Linked DNA regions of Homo sapiens: region 1 is linked to region 2. Evidence: read pairs that join two places in POLR2A ChIA-PET (ENCODE). Cell type or tissue: HepG2. All regions are shown on one strand.

Region 1 (4,000 bases), 260 kb before region 2:
GAAACTGAGGTAGGAGGATCACTTGAGCCCAGGAGGTCAAGGCTGCAGTGTGCCATGTTCATGCCATTGCACTCCACTGTAGCCTGGGCAACAGAGTAAGACCCTGCCTCCAAAAAAAAAAAGTAGAAAAAAGATGAAAACTAAAAAGCATGCAGTACATATGATGATCAAGAGGTCTTCTGAGTGACACCAGAGAGGTTTCAGTGCAGGGGTGGGGTAGGACCCCTAATTTCAGTATGTTAAATACTGAGTGGGAGGTACGGAAGTGAAGACTGTAAAGTGGACTAGTCCTTCAAGTAATCTCTCAATAAAAGAAAGAAATGAGGATAGAGAAGGAAAGAACACACCCAAACCAGTGAAAAAAATGAACCCACATGGAAAGATACACAAATTCTTTTAGGATTTTTAGTACAGCTGAATATAGTCAGAAGCAGTTAATAAAATACCAAAAAGGTGAGGAATAACACTTTCTATAAAGAAACCACCAACCAAAGCCAGATAATATAAAAATCATCATGAATCCAAAGATGTACTTTTTAACACAATTTTAGCACATAAACTAAGTTCATTTCTAACCTAAGTTTGAGAAAGAAAAAAAACCAAACTTCATTATTTCTTACCAAACTTTGGGGTAGTAAAAGTGAATTCTGGACCATCCTTCCCACCTTCATCTGTGTATGCTGCCATTCGTACCATGTACAATGTGTCACTAGTCAAAGAGGACAATGTATATTCTGTGTGGGAAGAATCCACATTCACAGCTGGAAGAAATAAGAACTGTGCTTCATTCAACTATTCAATGCTTTTGCTTATTTGGCCTATATTTGGCATTGTGAAAGTGTTAAAAAAGAAGCGAAGTATTTTTGTTGGAAAACAACTTTTATAATGTTCTGACATAATTTTATGTTCTAAAGCACAACACAATACTTTTTCAATAAATCCATGAAAGTAACCATAAGGCAAATTCTCAGGTGTCTCCTGAGGCCAATATACTATAAGATGTATAAGAAGAACAGACTTAAATTAGTACTTAAAAGCTTAAGGAAAAAATAACTGATTCTTAATAACTGATACAGTTTTATTACCAGTTTCATTTCCAATGATGGTTCTATAAAATATAGTATAATTTCTGATAAATCCATTCTGAACATCAACAGGAAGTTGGTCCCACTCTAAGACAGCTTCGTTTTTCCCTACTTTTTTTGTCCGAACAGTAGGTCCTTTGGAAGGTGCTGTAACAGAGTGAACACATTTGCTAACTGAAAATCATTTACAATCTAGTAAAATTTCCTTGTCATAAAATCATTTGAACATAATGAGATACATCTTTATTTAAAAGCGATAAAATGTTTCTGTTAATACAAAGCCCTAAACTTTTTTTTTCAAAGAAGTGAGTTTGGACTTACGAGCTTGTTTAAGGTATGCCTTTATGGATTCAGGGCTTCCTGGTCCATCAGCATATACTGGAGTAACTGTTATCAAATAGCATTTGCTCTCTGCTAAGTTCCCTAAAGCAAGAATAGCAGATTAAGCATGTTTTTCCATAATGAAAAAGTCAAGTTAATACCGTAATTTATTTTTACATTATAATTTCATGACCACTTAATTTTCTTTTAAAACTGCAGTTTTCTAAGTAAGCATTGTCTTTTGTGTACTGGATTCAAGCTTAATCAGGTAAAACTGTCTGTAAAAGTATTGCCAATGCAGTGGATAAAAAATACATTGTTAAGAACAATGATGGTATTTACATTTAGAATTTATAAAACAATGATCTCAAATTACTCTGGATTTTATAGAGTCTGACAATTTTTGTATGTCTTACCTACAAGAGAGAACAGCCTAAGGAGCAAGACGACTAAAGCAGTAAGACCTAGGGGAAAGCACTAACGGTCCTAGTTTGCGAGTTGGAAAAAAGGGTATCTTAAAAAATTTCCTCGGCCAGGCGCTGTGGCTCACGTCTGTAATCCCAGCACTTTGGGAGGTTAAGGTGGGAGGATCACTTGAGGTTAGGAGTTTGAGACCAGCATGGCCAACATGGTGAAACCCCCCTTTACTGAAAATACAAAAATTAGCTGGGCATGGTGGTGGGCACCTGTAGTCCCAGATGCTTGGGAGGCTGTGGCAGGAGAATCACTTGAACCCAGGAGGCGGAGCTTGCAGTGAGCCGAGATCGCACCACTGCACTCCAGCCTGGGCGACAGAGTGAGACTCTGTCTCAAAAAAACAAAAACCAAAACAAACTTCCTTTATTTTTATCTTTTTTAGCATGCACCACTAAAATTTTTCTTATTTATACAGTATATTATCTGTACATATTAGAAAATGTTTTATTGAAATTTATACCTTCAATAAGAATGTATATTCCTTAACTATTACTCATGAAGTTACATGCTCCTTTACCTTCTTAAACAGATTTTACCTTTTCTTAATGATTCAATATTACCAAAAAATGAACAATTTTTATATTCTACTCTAATGTGATGCTTTCAGGGTTACTGAGCAACATACGACTACCTACCCAAACTTAATGTCTCCACAACTTATGCTAGCTTCTATTTTTTTTGAGATGGAGTTTCGTTCTTGTTGTTCAGGCTGGAGTGCAATGGCATGATCTTGGCTCACTGCAACCTCCGCCTCCCGGGTTCAAGAGATTCTCCAGCCTCAGCCTCCCAAATGGCTGGGATTACAGGCATGTGCCACCACGCCTAGCTGATTTTGTTTTAGTAGAGACGGAGTTTATCCACATTGGTCAGGCTGGTCTCGAACTCCCGACCTCAGGTGATTTGCCCGCCTCAGCCTCCCAAAGTGCTGGAATTACAGGCGTGAGCCACCGCATCGGCTGCTGCTTTAAAAAGTTTCTATTGGCTCTGAGCAGTGGTTCACGCCTGTAATACCAGCACTTTGGGAGTTTGAGGTAAAAGAATCGCTTGAGGCCAGGTGTTGGAGATCAGCCTTTGCAACACAGTGAGATTCCCTCTCTACAAAAAAATAAAATTAGCTGAGTGTGGCAGCATGTGCCTGTAGTCCCAGATACTCCAGAGGATGAGGCAGAAGGGTCACTTCAGCCTGGGAGTTGAAGGCTGCAGTCAGCCATGATCATGCCACCATACTCTAGCCTAGGCAACAGAGTGAGACCCTGTATTTATTTTTTTTTAAGAAGTTTCTATAGTTATTTCCAGCCTGTTTCAGGACTTCCTAAGCTCCACCATGTTTTTAATTTGATAAAGTCAGTAAACTAGATAACCAAGCTTATTAAAACTGTACACTAATAACATGTAAGTCCAAACAGCCTGTATTATGACTAAAGCTCAAAAACTTTATGGCAGGAATCTCTCTGCTTAGGGCTTTTCTCTAATTAACCATATTATTCACAGCTGAATTCTAATTATTAATTATCAACAAAAGACTATAAACTGAGTTTTTTTCTCTTCAAAGTTGTTGTATCACTTTATAACCACTTAAGCAGCACCATAACACACAGACTGGAGCGCTACGATTCATTACTTCTGTCCTTTGTTACTACTTCCAATTGAAAGACATAAGGAAATCTGAGTTCTAGTTCTGCTTCCTCTATCTGATGGTTCTAAGACATTACACAAGTCATCCAGATGCTCTAGGAAACTATTTTCTCATGTGAAGGATGAGGTACAGAGAACATATAACTAATCAGCAGCAAAGGTTGGACTCTTATATTTCTCTATACTCTATAGTTTTAGGAGTTTTCCCTTGACGATAAAATCATATTGGGGTACAAAAAGAAGAAAGTATTAACCCCACTCTGTTCATAAAGAGACTGTAATTCAGAGAGGTTAAGTATGACTTGCTGAAAGTCACACATCTAGTAAGTAGTGAGGCTATGATAAATTGGAAGTCGTTTCAACGGACCAAAACACTATAAGCAAAAGAAAAAGCTGCCTAAAGAGTTAGAAAAAGGATATCAATTTAGATGTTTCTAGCCAGGTATACCTCTTAAATAGGTGCGATGCACGGTACCATCTTC
Region 2 (4,000 bases):
CTTGGAAGTCAATGGATTTGACTCTTTGTGAAACTGCCCTCTAGAAAGGTTGGACCAATACACACTCCCAAGCAGTGCTTGAGAGCACACTTCACCCCATTATCAGTGATAGTGTGCTTTACAATTAAAAAAAATTAATGCTGATGTGAAAGGAGAATAGTGATTATTTTCAATGGTCATTTTTTTCTTTTTTTAAAATTTGAGATGGAGTCTCGTTCTGTCGCCCAGGCTGGAGTGCCGTGGCACAATCTCAGCTCACTGCAGCCTCCGCCTCCCGATTTCAAGCTATTTTCCCACCTCAGCCTCCTGAGTAGCTGGGACTACAGGAGTGTGCCACCACCCCCGAAATGGTCATTTTTTTCTTTTATTCCTGAGAGAGAAGTATTTTTATGTTTATGTCCATTTTATGAATTATCTGTTGGTATCCTTTCTATTGTCTCTACCCAATTTATTTGAAAGTGCTTTATAGGCCGGGCGCGGTGGCTCAAGCCTGTAATCCCAGTACTTTGGGAGGCCGAGGCGGGCGGATCACGAGGTCAGGAGACTGAGACCACGGTGAAACCCCGTCTCTACTAAAAATACAAAAAATTAGCCGGGTGCGGTGGCGGGCGCCTGTAGTCCCAGCTACTCAGGAGGCTGAGGCAGGAGAAAGGCGTGAACCCGGGAGGCGGAGCTTGCAGTGAGCCGAGATCGCGCGACTGCCTCCAGCCTGGGCGACAGAGCGAGACTACGTCTCAAAAAAAAAAAAAAAAAAAAAAAAAGAAAGTGCTTTATATACAGTAAAGACACTAACCCTTCATCTGTTATAATGCTACAGTTACCTTTCCCTGTTTGCCAATTAAGTTCTCAGTTTGGTTTTGTTGGTAAAAAAATATCTTTTCAGCATTTATATAGTCAAAATCTATGGATACTGCATTTTTAAATTGATTTCACTGCTTTTATGATTAGAAATAACTTTATGAAACCTTGTGCTTATTTATTTGATATTGAATTGTACTTAATATAAATTTGTAAACTTTCTTTTTGTATTCTGCAATCAATTTTTTTCAAAATAGTCAGTTATTAGTTAATTCTCCCTTTCCTTGCTTAATTGTAATGGCAACCTTATATATACTCAATCATTATTGACACTTTAGAGGAGGCTCCTCCTGTAGCCTGTTCACTGGAACTGTGGCTTGGGGAGCGGGGACCCCAGATATACCCTCTCTGTAGTGGTGTGCGTGAATTTGGGGGTACAGCCAAAGGCCATTTCAGGCACACTCCATAAGTCTTGTGGTAGGTCCCCAGTCAAAGTTCTTAGCTTCTAGAATTGTTGGTAGCACATCTGAAGGAATTAAAAGACTCAGAATAACCCTAAAGTTAGTGAAGACTGCTACACGATTACTTCCACAGAAAAACAGTATCTCCGAGTCTCTATAAGAGCACCCGCTGGTACTGCATTGCTCATGTGATCTTTTCAGGACCGTTTCAATGCCTGAGTAACAGTCTTAATGATGGCCAGCACTTAACATAGAGCTCACTGTATCTCACTGTATGCCCAGCACTGTGTAAGCACTTCCTAGAAATTGACTCTTTTGATTCTCACTGTATGAGGTTGAGGTAGGTACTACAATTATTCCCATTTTATGGATGAGGAAACTGAGGTACAGAGTAGAAACAAAGTGACTTATCCAAACTTGCACAGGTGGCAATTGGTAAAACCCAGGTAAGGCTGCAGCCTGTCAGGCCTTGGATCCCGCCCTCTGACCCCTGTGCACTGTGGTCTGGAAGCACTCTTTCACTCAGAGACAAAGCCCTCATATATTCCAGTGAACTTGTGACCTCTTTTTGGTGCTGGATGGACATTCCACATTTTCACATTCCATTCTCACTGACTCACGGCAGCTTGTACCCTTCTTTCCACCCTGTTGCACAAGCTGTGTGGCATGGTGTTTTGCCTTACACATCATTGTGCTAGAGTTTATACTCACTGTAGCAAAAATAACCTTTAAATATTAACCCAAAATTGGAAGCACACCTGTGAACAATTGGCTGGCTGTACAACAGGGAGGGAATTAAGGCTAGTGGTAATAGCACAAATATTCTAAAGTGAGGTTGAACAAGTTCTTTTAAAACATTAAGATAAATATCAAATGGCCAAGGGACAAATAGTTCTCATATTGAAGCACAGAAAAAAAGTAAAATTTTTAAAATTTATTTTCTAAGATTAGCATAAACTGGTAAAGACACACACACACACACACACACACACACACACACACACACGCGTACCTATAGACCAATTCGGTTTGTGAATACAAAATTGTAAGTTTCAAATTAAATTCTACTGGATCAATTTCAGTTGGGTATTGAAATAAAATAATGCATCATGGCCAAATACAGTTTATTCTAGAATATAAAGATACTTTGGTTGGAGGATATCTATTAATAAAATATGTCATACCAATAGAACAAAGGAAAAATAAGTGATTGTATGAGCAAACACCAGAAAGGCATTTATGAAATTTGACCCCTATAAGATAAACAGATAAAAAGTGCTTATCTATTTCAAACCAGTTGCAAACATTATACGTAATAGTGAAACAATAGAGAAGGGAAGAAATAAGACAAATTCTAACAAATGCAGTAAGATATGAAGCAAAAAGAAATGAAATGTAATAATTATAAAGGAAGAGCAAAATAATAATAATTTATTAATAGCTAACTTTTACAGACGAATTTTCTTTCAGGCACTGTCCTAACAATTTTATTGGAATTAGGCCATTTATTTGTTTCAGCAACTTTATGAAGTAGGTAGTATTTAACCCCTCCGCTCCATTTAAAGATGAGAAAATTGAAGCACAGAAAGGTTCAACAACTTTCCCAGAGTTGCACAGCTATTAAATGACAGGATTTGAAACCAGTCCATCTGGCCTGAAGCCGGGGTTCTCAACCACTATGTGGCACTGACCATCAGGGTTTGAATGATTTAATTATCTATCAGACAGCACATGGGAATTATCCATAGAATAAGTAGAATTAATAAGATTCAATTAAGTTAGTCAGATTTAAAAATAAATATAAAACGAGATAGTTCTATATTAAATAACATAAGGGGGAAAATAATTCATTACATGAAAATATAAAATACCCAGGAATAAACCTCACCAAAATATCATAATTTAAATGAGAAAAACTATATTGTGGTCCTGGTGTTCTACCTTCTGAGACTAAGATGCCTTCTGGATAAAAACTTTATTGTGGGATATAACAGAAAAGTTGGATTTATGGAAATGCATACCATAGTCCTAGACAGGAGGACTAAAGAGTATATACAATTTTAATTATTACCAGATTAAAATATGTTTACTCTCATTTCAATCAAAGTTCCAACAATTGTTTGGGAGGAGGTGTCAGGAAAACATTAACTTTTATTTGTAAAAATAAATAGATAATTATGTTTTAAAGAAAACAAAAGAATATATTTAAGTATTTGCTTATTAGTACACTGAATCTCTCTGGAAGGATGCATAAGACATTGGTTACATTATTTTGCTTCCAGGGAAGGGAATTGGACCACTGAAGGTAGGAGCGGGGATGGATTACTCATCGGACATTTTAAATACCTTAAAAGTGTGTGAATATATTACCATTCTAAAAGCAAAAACAAAGAAAACAACAAACAAAAAGTAGGTAAGAATATCCAATAAAATTGAAAAAAAAAACAATATTGAGGGAGATTTCCTCTATCGAATAGTACAACATATAAAACTGTAATAATTAAAATAGTGAGATTCTGCTTCAAAACTAGATAGATTACTAGAGCAGCAAAGAGTCCAGAAACTTGCCTGAGACTAGCATGGCAGATGGAAGTAAACAGATAGGCTGGCTTACGAGCAAAGGGAGAGTTTTATCCAGAAGGCGTCGTAGTCTCGGAAGATAGAACACCAGGACCAGAGGGCAGGGAAAGCAGAAGCACTGCAAAGCCTATGAGTGTCCCTGAAGGATTAATTTCCTTCTG

Evidence for each region. ChIA-PET counts read pairs that join two places held together with the same protein. Peaks named below come from ENCODE experiments on the same cell type or tissue, not always from the same donor. Only the 100,000 strongest peaks of a DNase experiment are listed, where the experiment ranks them.
Region 1: POLR2A ChIA-PET joins it to region 2 with 5 read pairs; 2 of 35 experiments call an interaction of 5 or more read pairs at or near these places.

Annotation. Positions count from the first base shown.
Region 1 is chr5:55,950,844-55,954,843 of GRCh38, forward strand. It overlaps IL6ST (interleukin 6 cytokine family signal transducer), which reads right to left. Exons shown (of 17, transcript NM_002184.4): 11 at 3,967-4,000; 12 at 1,407-1,508; 13 at 1,086-1,232; 14 at 621-761. Among named protein-coding and RNA genes, the nearest start is that of IL6ST, 42 kb to the right of the region's middle. In HepG2, no CTCF peak of the experiment used is centred here; no DNase peak of the experiment used is centred here.
Region 2 is chr5:56,209,825-56,213,824 of GRCh38, forward strand. All of the region lies in intron 2 of ANKRD55 (ankyrin repeat domain 55), which reads right to left. Among named protein-coding and RNA genes, the nearest start is that of ANKRD55, 22 kb to the right of the region's middle. In HepG2, no CTCF peak of the experiment used is centred here; a DNase peak (open chromatin) is centred at 1,837.